Regions from separate parts of the Homo sapiens genome. Here regions 1 and 2 are each linked to region 3. A link is a contact called in ENCODE Hi-C or POLR2A ChIA-PET data. All regions are on one chromosome and are shown on one strand. Each heading gives the region's core, a stretch centred on a gene start or an enhancer-like site at or near the end of the contact. The rest is flanking DNA. Distances are from core to core; before and after follow the strand shown.

Region 1 (4,027 bases), core at 402-2,901, 280 kb after region 3:
AAATTATGACCTGAAAATGGGAAGAAAAAAAACTGTGTCACCTAGAGAAACCCAATTAACAACATGACTCTGCTCTCTTCAATTCCCCTCTCCCCTCCAGCCATATCCGGGGCACCTGTGTGGCTGACCGCCTTTTCCCACTACTGGCCATGTTCCCTGGCTGACTCAAAAGCCAGAAGACAGTCTGAGCAGGGGCCTCCAGAGAAGCGAACCTAGAGATGGGAAGTCCTGCTCTCCCCACACCTTGGCCTGGTGAGAGCGCTGGAAGGGCACAGGATCAAAACACCACCTGGCTGATAGTCTGGAGTGTTCACCTTGAAATCACTAAGTTGCCCCTTAAGCCAAAGCTCCCTGCCGAAGAAAAACATAAATGCTACAGAAAGCTCTTCCACCAGAGTGTGTAAGTGCCCCACAAGGGACAATGAACGGGTATTTCCAAGAAATTCCTGCAGCATTTGCTTCCTCTCAACCCCTTTCCTTATTAGCCCCTACCTTGAGAGGTCTCCATTGCTTCCAGCCTTTAGCTAACATAAACACCCACTGCCTTTCCAAACCTTCAGCCTGACCACATGTAGCATGTGTCGTGTGTGCGCGTGTGTGTGTGTGTAAACATCCTCTTCCCAGCCCGTGCTACAGTTTCCAAAGAGAAGAAATGCCTCCCCTCCTCCCCGAGGGCTCCCAGCCCCACGCTGCTGCAGAGTTGGTCATGTAATATTCAGGGACCCTGAGACCGGAAATGCCTGGTTCTGAACTGCTGCACTTGAAACAGGAGAGAAGGGATAGGGAAAACTGAACATGGGATTGAGGGTGACGGCACGAGGGGTGGGGTAGCTGAAATTCCGACCAGGGAAAGGATGCAATTCAAGGGTGGGCGAGGCAGAGAAAGAGGGATGAGAGAGAGGCTGTCGAGACAGTTGCAAAGTCAAAATTCCAGGAGCTGAGGAAGAGGAGGGGAAGGAAGAAGATAGAAGTAAGGGCAAAGGTGGAAAAGGGCCGAAAGGAGGTAAGGAACCACAATAAAGGTTCTCCAGGTGATGGGGGAGGCTAAGTTTAGGCGAACCAGTGGGTCCCGAACCCCAGAGTAAAGGTAGGGTGGCACGGAAGTGTGGGGGCGGGGCACCACAGGGTGGGGACCGAACTGGCTCCCAGCATCTGCAGCCAGTGGAGAGAGAAGGGAGCAGAGGGCGGGGGCCCAGCCGCGGCGGGAGTCCGGGAAAGGGGCACGGGTCGCCAAGGGGACCCAAGCTGGTGGAGGGGGCGCCCGGGAGCACGTGAGGCGTGCAGCCACCCCGCTCCCTCCCCTGCGGCGGGGACAGGAACCAGGGCGAGGCTGGGGGACGGCGCGCTCACCCGCAGGGCGGACAGGTCGATGTCGTCCAGGCTGCGGGCGGGGGCTGGGTCGCCCATGGCCTCCGTGGGGAACGGGGCACCGGGGCCGCTCACGCTCCGGCTCGGTTACTCCACTGCCGCCGTCGCCGCTTCTCCCCCATCGGAGAACCCCGGGGGCGGACTCCACCGCGCCTCCCCCGGAGACCGGGGAGGGGGAGGGCCGGCGCGAGGACCGACCCACCGACTGACAGGCGCTATCTCCCCGGAGCCAGCCACCCGAGCCTACCACCTCTCCTGCGCAGGCGCGGAGCGACCGCGCACTGGGAGGGTGGAAGCGCGAGCGTGACGCGAGCGCGCCGGGGCCCCCTCCCCCTAGGCGCCGACACCTGCGCGCAGGCGCAGGCGAGCAGGCGAAAGGCGCGCGCGAGGACGGAGCGACCGCGCGAGCCTGGCGTGAAAGAAGTGGGCGGCGGCCGAGGCGGCCGCGGAGCGCGCCCACCAGCTGGTGCGCGTGCGCACACGCGTTTCCTTTTCTTTCCCTATTTTTTTTGCCCTTTCTCTCCCTTATTTCCTTCTCAGATCTCCTTTGACGCCTTTCCTTCCCTTTCCCTCCTTCTTTCGTGTGCCCAGCTGCCAATCAAGCCACCCACCTTTCCATTTGCGGGGGAAGGGGGCGGTACCCAACCCCCTCTATTACTAGGGGGTTGTTATGGTAACTCCCCACGCGAGGGCTGGGTGGCCTCTAGATAGGACGGGCTGTCCACCCACCCAATTGCTATGGCAACAGTGGAGCCGCTGAGGGAGGGGCCACTCCGTGAGAACTTGGCTGGAGAAACCACGTGGGAGTTGGGGGGCAGAGGAGGGGCACCGGCTGCCTCAGGAATGCCCTTTCCACCCTCACCTAGCAGGTTGGGGAAGCATCGAGGTGCTCTCAGATCTCAGGATAAGGAATCCTACCGCAGACGTGTATCTCTGCACCTCTTTTAACAAAGTGTTCTGCACAAAGGAACTGTTTCCACAATTATTCATTGATCACTGGAGTCGCGCGTGGAGGAAGGGGTGGCGAAGGGGAAGAGAGGGAATCTGCGTTCAGTCCCTTAAAATATAGCTTGGGTCACCTTAGATCTAGTCATGTTGGCATAGCGCCTACAGCCATTAGCCTCAGTGGAGGCTGGGTAATGCTATCTAAGAACCACGAGTCATGTTCTACCACTGAAATGCTGTGTGACCTTGAGCAAGTTGCTTTGCTTCTCTGAGGTTTTCTTTCACTGTGAAATTGAGGGGGGAGGCTGTATGATCCTCAAGAGCTCTTCTAGCACCAACACTGCCTCTGAAAGACTCCACCACCAGCCTTAATATAAACATCATTTAAGAGAGTTTAATTTAGAAGTCCTTGAAAAATAGCTGAACACATTCCTTTCTGGACCGTTTTTAGCATTTGGGTGCACAGCCAGTCGGCCCCCTTCCCTAACCCCTAGCCCATTTTCCTTGCCACTGCCCTTATTCAAGCCGCTATCCCCATTCATCTCCTATTTGGCCTTCCGGCCTGACTCCTTCAAGTCAATTCTATTTTTTTTTTTTTTTTTTTTTTTTTGAGACAGAGTCTCACTCTGTCGCCCAGGCTGGAGTGCAGTGGTGCGATCTTAGCTCACTGCAAGCTCCGCTTTCCGGGTTCATGCCATTCTCCTGCCTCAGCCTCCTGAGTAGCTGGGACTACAGGCGCCCGCCACCTCGCCCGGCTAATTTTTTGTATTTTTAGTGGAGACGGGGTTTCACCATGTTAGCCAGGATGGTCTCGATCTCATGACCTCGTGATCCGCCCGCCTCGGCCTCCCAAAGTGCTGGGATTACAGGCGTCAGCCACTGTGCCCAGCCTCTATTTTTTTTTTTTTAAAGACAAAGTCTCGCTCTGTCACCCAGGCTGGAGTACAATGGTATGATCTCTGCTCACTGCAACCTCAAGCTTCTGGGCTCAAGCTATCCTCCAACCTCAGCCTCCCAAGTAGCCAGGACTACAGGCAGCGCATGCCACTACACCTGGCTGATTTTTATATGTTTTGTAGAGATGGGGCTTTGCCATGTCGCCCAATCTGGTCTCAAACCCCTGGCCTCAAGTGATCTGCCTGCCTCGGCCTCCCAAAATGCGGAGATTACAGGATCCCTTGAGGACAGGAGTTGGAGGCCAGCCTGGCCAACATGGTGGGGTTTTTTGTTTGTTTTTTTTTTTTTTTTTTTTTTTTTAGACAGTTTTAGTTTAGTTTAGTTTTTTTGTGAATTTGTGAATTTGTTTTTATTGGGGAACAGGACACAGGGTGGAAAATGTCACCTTGGTGGAGACAGAGTTTTGTTCTCGTTGCCCAGGCTGGAGTGCAGTGGCACAATCTTGGCTCACTGCAACCTCCGCCTCCCGGGTTCAAGCAATTCTCCTATCTCAGCCTCCTGAGTAGCTGGGATTACAGGTGCACGCCACCACGCGTAGCTAATTTTTTGTATTTTCAGTTGAGACGGGGTTTCATCATGTTGGCCAGGCTGGTCTCGAACTCCTGGTCTCAGGTGATCCACCTGCATTGGCCTCCCAAAGTGCAGGGATTACAGGCGTGAACCACCACAACCGGCCAAGCCTCGCAGACATAGTGAAACTCTGTCTCTATTAAAAATACAAAAAATTGGCCGGGCACGGTGGCTTGCGCCTGTAATC
Region 2 (3,795 bases), core at 750-3,249, 470 kb before region 3:
CAGTAAAGGGGAAGCATCAGCATGGGTGGAGAACATGTGGAAGGCTAGCACAGTGATCCCAGTAAGAGACGACTGAAGGCTGGACCAGCAGCCCCAGTGGGCGTGGTGGGAAGGGTCAGGTTTCTGATCTATTTAACAGGTTGAGTGGATCTCCAGCGGCCAGTGATTTAATGAATTATGCCTGTGAAGTGAAACCTCCGAGAAAACCCCACAGTCTTGTTTGTTTGGGGTTTGGAGAGCTTCCAGGTTAGTGAAGCAGGGAGGGGCAGGGAGAGTAGGGTGCCCGGGAGGGCAAGGAAGCGCTGTGCCCCTCCCCCACCCACACCTTGACCTCGGCATCTCTTCCGTTGGGCTATTCCTGAGTCGTATCCTCCATCATGAACCGATAATAATAAATAAAGTGCTTTTCTCAGTCCTGTGAGTCATTTCAGCAAATTATTGAACCTGCCGGGGACTGTGGGAACCCTTGAATTTGTCACCAAGTCAGACAGAGATGCCAGTGGTCTGGGCACCCCATTTGCAACTGGCATCTGATATGAGGCCAGCTCTTCACTGAAACCCTAAACCTGTGAGGTTTGATGCCAACTCCAGGCAGTCAGTGTCAGAATTGCACTGTAGGACACCAGTTGGTGTCTAGAGAGTTGGTGCCAGAACTGGCTGGTGTGAGGAGGAAAAAAAGCCCACACAGCCCTCCTCCAGGCCATTCCTCCCGCTACATGGAGTCTCACGGTCCTTCACGGAGTGCTCAGAGCCTCCCGATCATCCCACTTTTAGCACAGCACTTTTCCACTTCTGGTCAATCTGATATTAGAATGTCCTACAATGTGCTTATTAGCCATTTTTTAAAACTAACATTTATAAAATTTATTTAGGCCAGGCACGGAGGCTCACACCTGTAATCCCAACATTTCGGGAGGCCGAAGTGGGCGGATCACCTCGGATCAGACTGGCTAACATGGTGAAACCCCATCTCTACTAAAAATACAAAACAATTAGCCAGGCGTGGTGGTGAGTGACTGTAATCCCAACTGCCCAGGAAGCTGGGCTGATGCAGGAGAATCGCTGGAACCCAGGAGGTGGAGGGAGCTTGCAGTGAGCCGAGATCTTGCCACTGCACTCCAGCCTGGGAAAGAGAGAGAGACTCTAAGACCTTTTGCTGAATTGAAGCCTCTTGGTAAACCTATGATGTCCCATTTAATAGATGGGCAAACTGAGGCTCAAAGAAATAAATCAGGCACATAAGGAGTCCTTGTCCAAGCAAGCCGTGGGTTGAAGCCTGGGCTCTGCCAGTCCAAGTGAAACCAAAGCATCTCCAGAAATTCCTGGTGGTGTGTTACATCAGCAAATGAGTAGGCAATGTCATTCCTCAACCTGAAGTCATTGGCATCTTGCAGATTCCACGAAAGAGGAAGTCTGCCCCTGGCTCCCCGAGGCCTGCTTGCAGGAATGAGGAAGGGGCTGTTCTGCTTTCAGGTGGAAATGTTCACCAGCTAAGTGCTGGGCTGCCCAGAAGGCAAACAGCCCCCTGGGCCTGGGACACATGCTTTAGTGCCCCTGGTAGCATGGCAGGACATGCAGTGCAACTCAAGAAGCTCCCAAAACCATGAGAGGCTGGGAAAAATGCTCCCTGGCCCAGTTCTAATGTTTCCCAATAAGGAGCTGCCCGGGCAGACACAGGGGGCCCCACCCATCCTGAGAGGCTGGGCCTGGGCTGCAGACACAACTGCTCGGAGAGTCTGCATCCTGGCTCTGCAGACAGGCTCTAGATGATGGGCTGGCGGAGTGCCCATGTGGAGGTGCACACACCGTGTTTAGTATGGGCCTGTACCTGCTGCAGCGTCAGCTGGTCTGGGCCTGTGCTCCTGGTCCGCCTATAGATGCCATGTGGCCCATCTGAATCTGTGACTCTGAGTCTGGCCTACCCAGGCCTGGTTTGATCCTACCCCCTGGCCACGCCCCTTGTGGGTTTCCTCTGGGTGACGTTTCCTTCCTGCTCTTGTTGACTAGGCGCTGTTCTTGCTGGCTGGTGCCCCAGGGCCTGGAGAGGTCTGAAGAAACCTGGGAGCCAGCAGCCCGGGGCTCCACTCTGGGTTCTGAAAGCCCATTCCCTGCTCTGCGGCTCCTCCCACCCCACCTCTTCTCAGCCTTGCAGCTCAAGGGTTGATCTCAGGAGTCCAGGACCCAGGAGAGGGAAGAATCTGAGGAACACAGAACAGTGAGCGTTGCCCACACCCCATCTCCCGTCACCACATCTCCCCTCACCCTCACCCTCCCTGCCTGGCCCTGGACCCCATCCCAGGACCTCCCTATCAGCTGACTTCTTCCAGTGTCTTGCAGGCCCCTCTGGGCTCCTCCCTCCCCTGGCTTTTCCTACCACTCCCCCTCTATCGGCGTCTATCTGTAGGTGCCCTGGGATTTATAAAACTGGGTTCCGAATGCTGAATAAGAGACGGTAAGAGCCAAGGCAAAGGACAGCACTGTTCTCTGCCTGCCTGATACCCTCACCACCTGGGAACATCCCCCAGACACCCTCTTAACTCCGGGACAGAGATGGCTGGCGGAGCCTGGGGCCGCCTGGCCTGTTACTTGGAGTTCCTGAAGAAGGAGGAGCTGAAGGAGTTCCAGCTTCTGCTCGCCAATAAAGCGCACTCCAGGAGCTCTTCGGGTGAGACACCCGCTCAGCCAGAGAAGACGAGTGGCATGGAGGTGGCCTCGTACCTGGTGGCTCAGTATGGGGAGCAGCGGGCCTGGGACCTAGCCCTCCATACCTGGGAGCAGATGGGGCTGAGGTCACTGTGCGCCCAAGCCCAGGAAGGGGCAGGTGAGTGGACAGAGGACCCCACTGCCCGCGGGACATCCCCTGGCCCTCATGCCTGCCCTGCCCTCTTGGGACCCCACCACTGAGCCCTCCCTGCCAGGCCTTCCTCTGAGCAGTGACATGGAACTGCCCTCTCAAAGGGGGATCCAGGCCCCAGACTATGCTGGAGCCAGGAGGCTTGCTGGGGGGGCCCTTGCTGCACCTCAGAGCCCCACACCCTCTTCTATTCAAGTGCATTCCCGGTACTCGCCTGGCATTGTAGTTATGAGCACGGACTTGGGAGTCAGGCACTATCACCAGTCCTGGCACTATCACCCTGGGCCAATCACTTCACTGCTCTCTGCCTATTTCTCTGTCTGCAAAATGGGAGAGTGAGAGCCCGCCTCCCTGGGCTGTGTGAGGGTTAAAAGAGATCATCCAGGTTAAACATTTAGCACAGAGTCTGATATACAGTAAGTGCTCAATAAATAAGATCTCCCATTGCTGTTGTTGCTGCTGCTGCTGCTGCTGTTATTATTACTATTAGCCACCCTGGGTTGCAGATGCCGTTGGCCCAATAAAGCACAGCTGAGGCTCAGTAGGAGTAGTGATTTACACAGGGAGATAGTCAGGACCAAGACAGATATGCAAATTTCCTGATCCTAGATGAGGATTTTTTGCCTAGCAGTATCTATAAGAACATCATTCTTCAGACAAGCCTCTAGAGGAAGTTGTAGAGGGCTGCAGCGGGTTCACTGGTGTATCCTGACCTCTCTTGGTTGAGAGAGGAGACCAGCTCAGTTCCCTGGCACCTTGCCCCTGCCCCTCTGATGTGTCTCCAACCTCTTTGTCTCTTTCCTGTAGGCCACTCTCCCTCATTCCCCTACAGCCCAAGTGAACCCCACCTGGGGTCTCCCAGCCAACCCACCTCCACCGCAGTGCTAATGCCCTGGATCCATGAATTGCCGGCGGGGTGCACCCAGGGCTCAGAGAGAAGG
Region 3 (3,991 bases), core at 1,323-3,822:
AACTTATTCAGCATCAAAGAATTCACAGTGGAAAGAAACTTTGTGAATGCAATGAATGTTCAAAGACTTGTAATCAGAGCTCACACTTTATTCGACATCATAGAATTCATAGTGGAGAAAAGCCCTATGAATGTGACAAGCATGGGAAAGCCTTCAGATGGAGCTCAGACCTTGTGAGGCATCTGGAAATTCATATTGGAGATAAAGTTTTGGAATGTAGCGAGCGTGGAAGAATTTTCAATCAGAGCTCAGGTCTAATGCAGCACCAAAGAAACCATACAGAATCATAACCCTAGGAAGACAGTAATGATAAAGATGTCAGTATGTACATATAGGAAGAGAGAAGGAGAGTTTGTTTTTGTCCTAACTATTTGGAAAATTGTAAGCTTCCTAAGAGCAATTTTCATCTGATTCAGTGTATAGTACTTAGTCTCAGGTCATGTGCAGATATGTCCTTCCCAAATGCTTACCACAAGATAAATCAGAAATCTTGACTGGAATAAGCTTCTAGTTCCTTTGCTTTATCATGAGAGGTTCCACACCACAGGAAAATCTTGTAAATGGTGGAAGCTGCATAAAGCACCATCATCATCACAAAATGGTGTCCTTGTGTGTCCTGTTTAGCAGCACCGAGAATCTAATAGCTTTCCCCTTGTCTGTTTTTCCTTACTATGAATTGTGCCAGGGGAACAGTAAAATGGGTATGATATCCTGAACTCTAGGGTGGATGTCTTTCTGGGACAGAATCTAATCCAAAAGTCTGCAAATGGACTTGAGGTTTTCACATTAGTATAAATGTCAATATGTAGTTTAGGGAATTTGCCTTATTCCTCCATTCCTAGCAAAATTAGATACAGAAGCAGCTAATTAAATCAGGAAAAGGAAACTGACAGTAAGTCATAGGACCCATTGTCTTCTCTCATGTAAAAGTAGAAGTTGTGATTCAATCTGTTCTGTAGGATTTAAAAGTATAATGGCACATTGAAGTTTGACATACTGAAATTCAGGCTCTGTCAATTTCATCTCTGTAACCTTTATTGTTTCTGAGTCTTGAGTTTTCTCATCTGTAAAATCAAGATAATGACATTAATACAATCCCTTGTGGAGCAACTGTGAAGACTAAATAAGACAATTTCATTAAGTTCCTGGCATAGTTCTAGACACGTAGTAGACATTCAACAAATGATAACTATTTTTATCCATAGCTCCTACGTGCAGTAATTATCAATGGCACTTTGAAGGAAAAAAGATAATATATCCCCCAGCCATGGGGGTGTCAATGCGCATTTTCAAGGATACTATATCTTGGAGAAACAAATTTAATAATCTGAGAATCTGAGAACTGTTACTATGGTACTACACAGTTGAACAACAATTTTTCTTGGAGAGACTAGGATTAAGCTATTTTATAAAAGTATTGAGAGACTGGATCAATCAATATCCTGCAAAATTGATAGTGAGATAAATTTATTTTTAATTAATTTTTTTTTTGAGACGGAGTCTCACTCTGTCGCCCAGGCTAGAGTGCAGTGGCACAATCTCAGCTTATTGCAACCTCTGCCTCCCGGGTTCAAACGATTCTCCTGCCTCCTGAGTAGTGGGGACTACAGGCGCCCGCCACCACGCCCAGCTAACCTTTTTGTATTTTTAATAGAGACAGGGTTTCACCATGTTGGCCACCATGTCTCAAAAAAAAAATAAAAAATAATCGGCCGGGCGCCTGTAAACCCAGCACTTTGGGAGGCCGAGACGGGCGGATCACGAGGTCAGGAGATCGAGACCATCCTGGCTAATATGGTGAAACGCCGTGTCTCCTACCAAAAAAAAAAAATTAGCCGGGCGTGGTGGCGGGCGCCTCTAGTCCCAGCTACTCAGGAGGCTGAGGCAGGAGAATGGCGTGAACCCGGGAGGCGGAGCTTGCAGTGAGCCAAGATCGCGCCACTGCACTCCAGCCTGGGCGACAGAGCAAGACTCCGTCTCAAATAAATAAATAAAATAAAAAATAACAACAACAAAAAAACACCAACCCCTATTTCCCCCATCGCAATAAAATTAACCTTAGAATTCTTTTTTCTCCTCCCCTCCCCCTACGCCCCAGGAATTGTACAGGCTAGTGGTTGGGGAATATTTTTTCGTGGAAGGGACCGTCTTCCTTAGCTGTGGCCCTCTCATCAGGTCTGGGAAGAGGTAATTGGAAAATAGAACTCATGGAGAAGTGTTACCACAGGCCATGGACAAGGCCAGAATTTCCCTGACATCTGTCCGCCAGCACCGCCCTTCAGGTACAATTCCACAAGAGACCCCCCAAACTTGATGAAGTCACCCGCTTACAAGGGCTCACTCTCCACCTGCGCAAGGACTGCAATTCCCAGGGGCCTCCAGGGCACCCGGCCGCTCCAGTCCAGTCGTGCAGGCGGCGCGCTCTTTCTCGCTCCGCTCAAGTCCAGGAACCGGTTCCCGGGCTCCCAGCCTCTCGGCAGCGCCCACGCGCCTGGGCCAAAGTCCGCGAACGGAAGCCGGCGGCGAGGAGGATTCTGGGAGTTGGAGGCCGAGGCTGCGACCTGCGCAGGCGCAAACCTGCCCCTGGGGTGAGGGCTGTAAGTGGCGCGATTCGCGGCAGCGCCCCGATGGAACCTCCTGGTCCTGTGAGGTGAGTGTTGGCGGCGGCTTCCCCGAGGTCCACCTGGCGGCTTGGCTTTTGCCCGTCCCGCAGGCAGCGGCGGCTCTGCAGTGAGCAGGCCTGGCAGGCAGCTCCGCGGTTGTGTGTGGAGAGGGGTTTGGGTTGCCCGTGGTGCCCGCGCTGCGCTACCTGCGTTGCGTCGCGTCACGTGCCGTGGAGGGGGGTCTTGATGTTCCTCTTCTCTTTTCTCGAGACCCTTGGGTAGGGAGTGAAGGGTGGGAAGGGGAGTTGTACCTGGCCTGGACGACAGCCCCCTCCCCGGGCGGGCACCTGCCCGAGGCCGGGGTAGAGAAGTTTTGCTGGGGCCAGCGGCGCCGGGCATCACCCTGGGAGACGCGAGCTCCGCGTTTTTCCTCGCGCCTCCTTTGTCTTAGGCCAGCGGTCCCCCTTTGTGCTCCTTTCGTGGCCTCTGATGCGTTCCACCTCCTTCCCTGTGTGAAAGGAAAATAAAATCTCAGGACCCCAAACTTACTATGACAAAGGGAAAAGTTAAGCTTGGAAACTGAGTCACGGAAAAAAACTGCTTTTCCTTTTGTTCCTAAACCGATAGCTGCAAGATAGAAAGCAACATATGCCCCCAGGTGGCCTCCCTCACCCTGGCAATGGAAACGAACAGCCGAGCTTCACCGGACAAGACTAGAAATCGTTCCTCCACCCACCCAGAGACAAAGCATATTTGACTTCTTCCTCTACTGTATGTCTACCTTATCTTGTGTAAAATGCAGATTTACTGAGCACGAGACAAATTCATAATTGACTTCCTCTTTTCACGTGCAACATGTGGATTCAGTGAGCTCTAATCAAATCCTCACAAGAATGTGGCCACTTACCTCACCACATACCCTCCCTCTTCTCTCCTCCTTCCCCTCCTGCCAGCTTTCTCCCCATTAAATTGAAGCCCTCAAAACCCTCTTTGGTAAAAGTGCGAGCCACGGATCCTACTGTGGCTTGTGTGTCTTTTTCCTGGGTGCATCCTCAACCTTAGCAAAATAACCCCTAAATTGGTTGAGACCTATCTCAGATGCTTTTTTGGTTTACACCTGTTAGATTTCCTTGACGCAGGCCACTGTACCCGAGACTTGTTCATAGCTGCCCCTTAATAGGGCTTTGGCATTTGAATGAGATCCAGCTCCTTAAAGGGGACTTATATTTTTCTTTTGCTGTAGCTACTACTTCAGAAATTTTTGAAAGCAGGGAGGAGCCATCTCAGAGGAGGCTGCCTCCCCAACACATTCCACCTTGCACTGAAAGCTGCTCGGCTCTGGGCTCTGCATCTGGAAACTTGGGTTTTGCTTCAAACTTATTTCTTCC

What was found. Hi-C counts contacts between places; a loop is a spot of excess contacts on that map. ChIA-PET counts read pairs that join two places held with the same protein, here RNA polymerase II (POLR2A). Pooled maps may share reads with other maps.
Region 1: a pooled map shows a loop between it and region 3 (8-fold over the local background). The contact joins the promoter of MINK1 here to the promoter of ZNF232 in region 3. A Hi-C loop is called at or near these places in 1 of 37 single-sample maps with no recorded cell type and 6 of 50 pooled maps. POLR2A ChIA-PET finds 5 or more read pairs at or near these places in 1 of 52 experiments (GM12878).
Region 2: a pooled map shows a loop between it and region 3 (5-fold over the local background). The contact joins the promoter of NLRP1 here to the promoter of ZNF232 in region 3. A Hi-C loop is called at or near these places in 1 of 37 single-sample maps with no recorded cell type and 4 of 50 pooled maps. POLR2A ChIA-PET finds 5 or more read pairs at or near these places in 1 of 52 experiments (RWPE1).

What each region holds. Positions count from the first base shown.
Region 1 is chr17:4,830,964-4,834,990 of GRCh38, reverse strand. MINK1 (misshapen like kinase 1) reads right to left here and starts at 1,651. Exons shown (of 32, transcript NM_153827.5): 1 at 1,351-1,651. The coding sequence starts at 1,407. RefSeq lists silencers at 1,101-1,350, 1,361-1,830 and an enhancer at 1,808-2,594.
Region 2 is chr17:5,582,713-5,586,507 of GRCh38, reverse strand. It overlaps NLRP1 (NLR family pyrin domain containing 1), which reads left to right and starts at 1,999. Exons shown (of 17, transcript NM_033004.4): 1 at 1,999-2,821; 2 at 3,662-3,795. The coding sequence starts at 2,551. RefSeq lists enhancers at 1,611-1,910, 1,931-2,190, 1,462-2,661.
Region 3 is chr17:5,110,459-5,114,449 of GRCh38, reverse strand. ZNF232 (zinc finger protein 232) reads left to right here and starts at 2,572. Exons shown (of 4, transcript NM_014519.6): 1 at 2,572-2,650. The coding sequence starts at 2,628. It overlaps ZNF232-AS1 (ZNF232 antisense RNA 1), which reads right to left and starts at 2,515. Exons shown (of 3, transcript NR_135658.1): 1 at 2,349-2,515; 2 at 998-1,064; 3 at 68-292. RefSeq lists an enhancer at 2,212-2,261.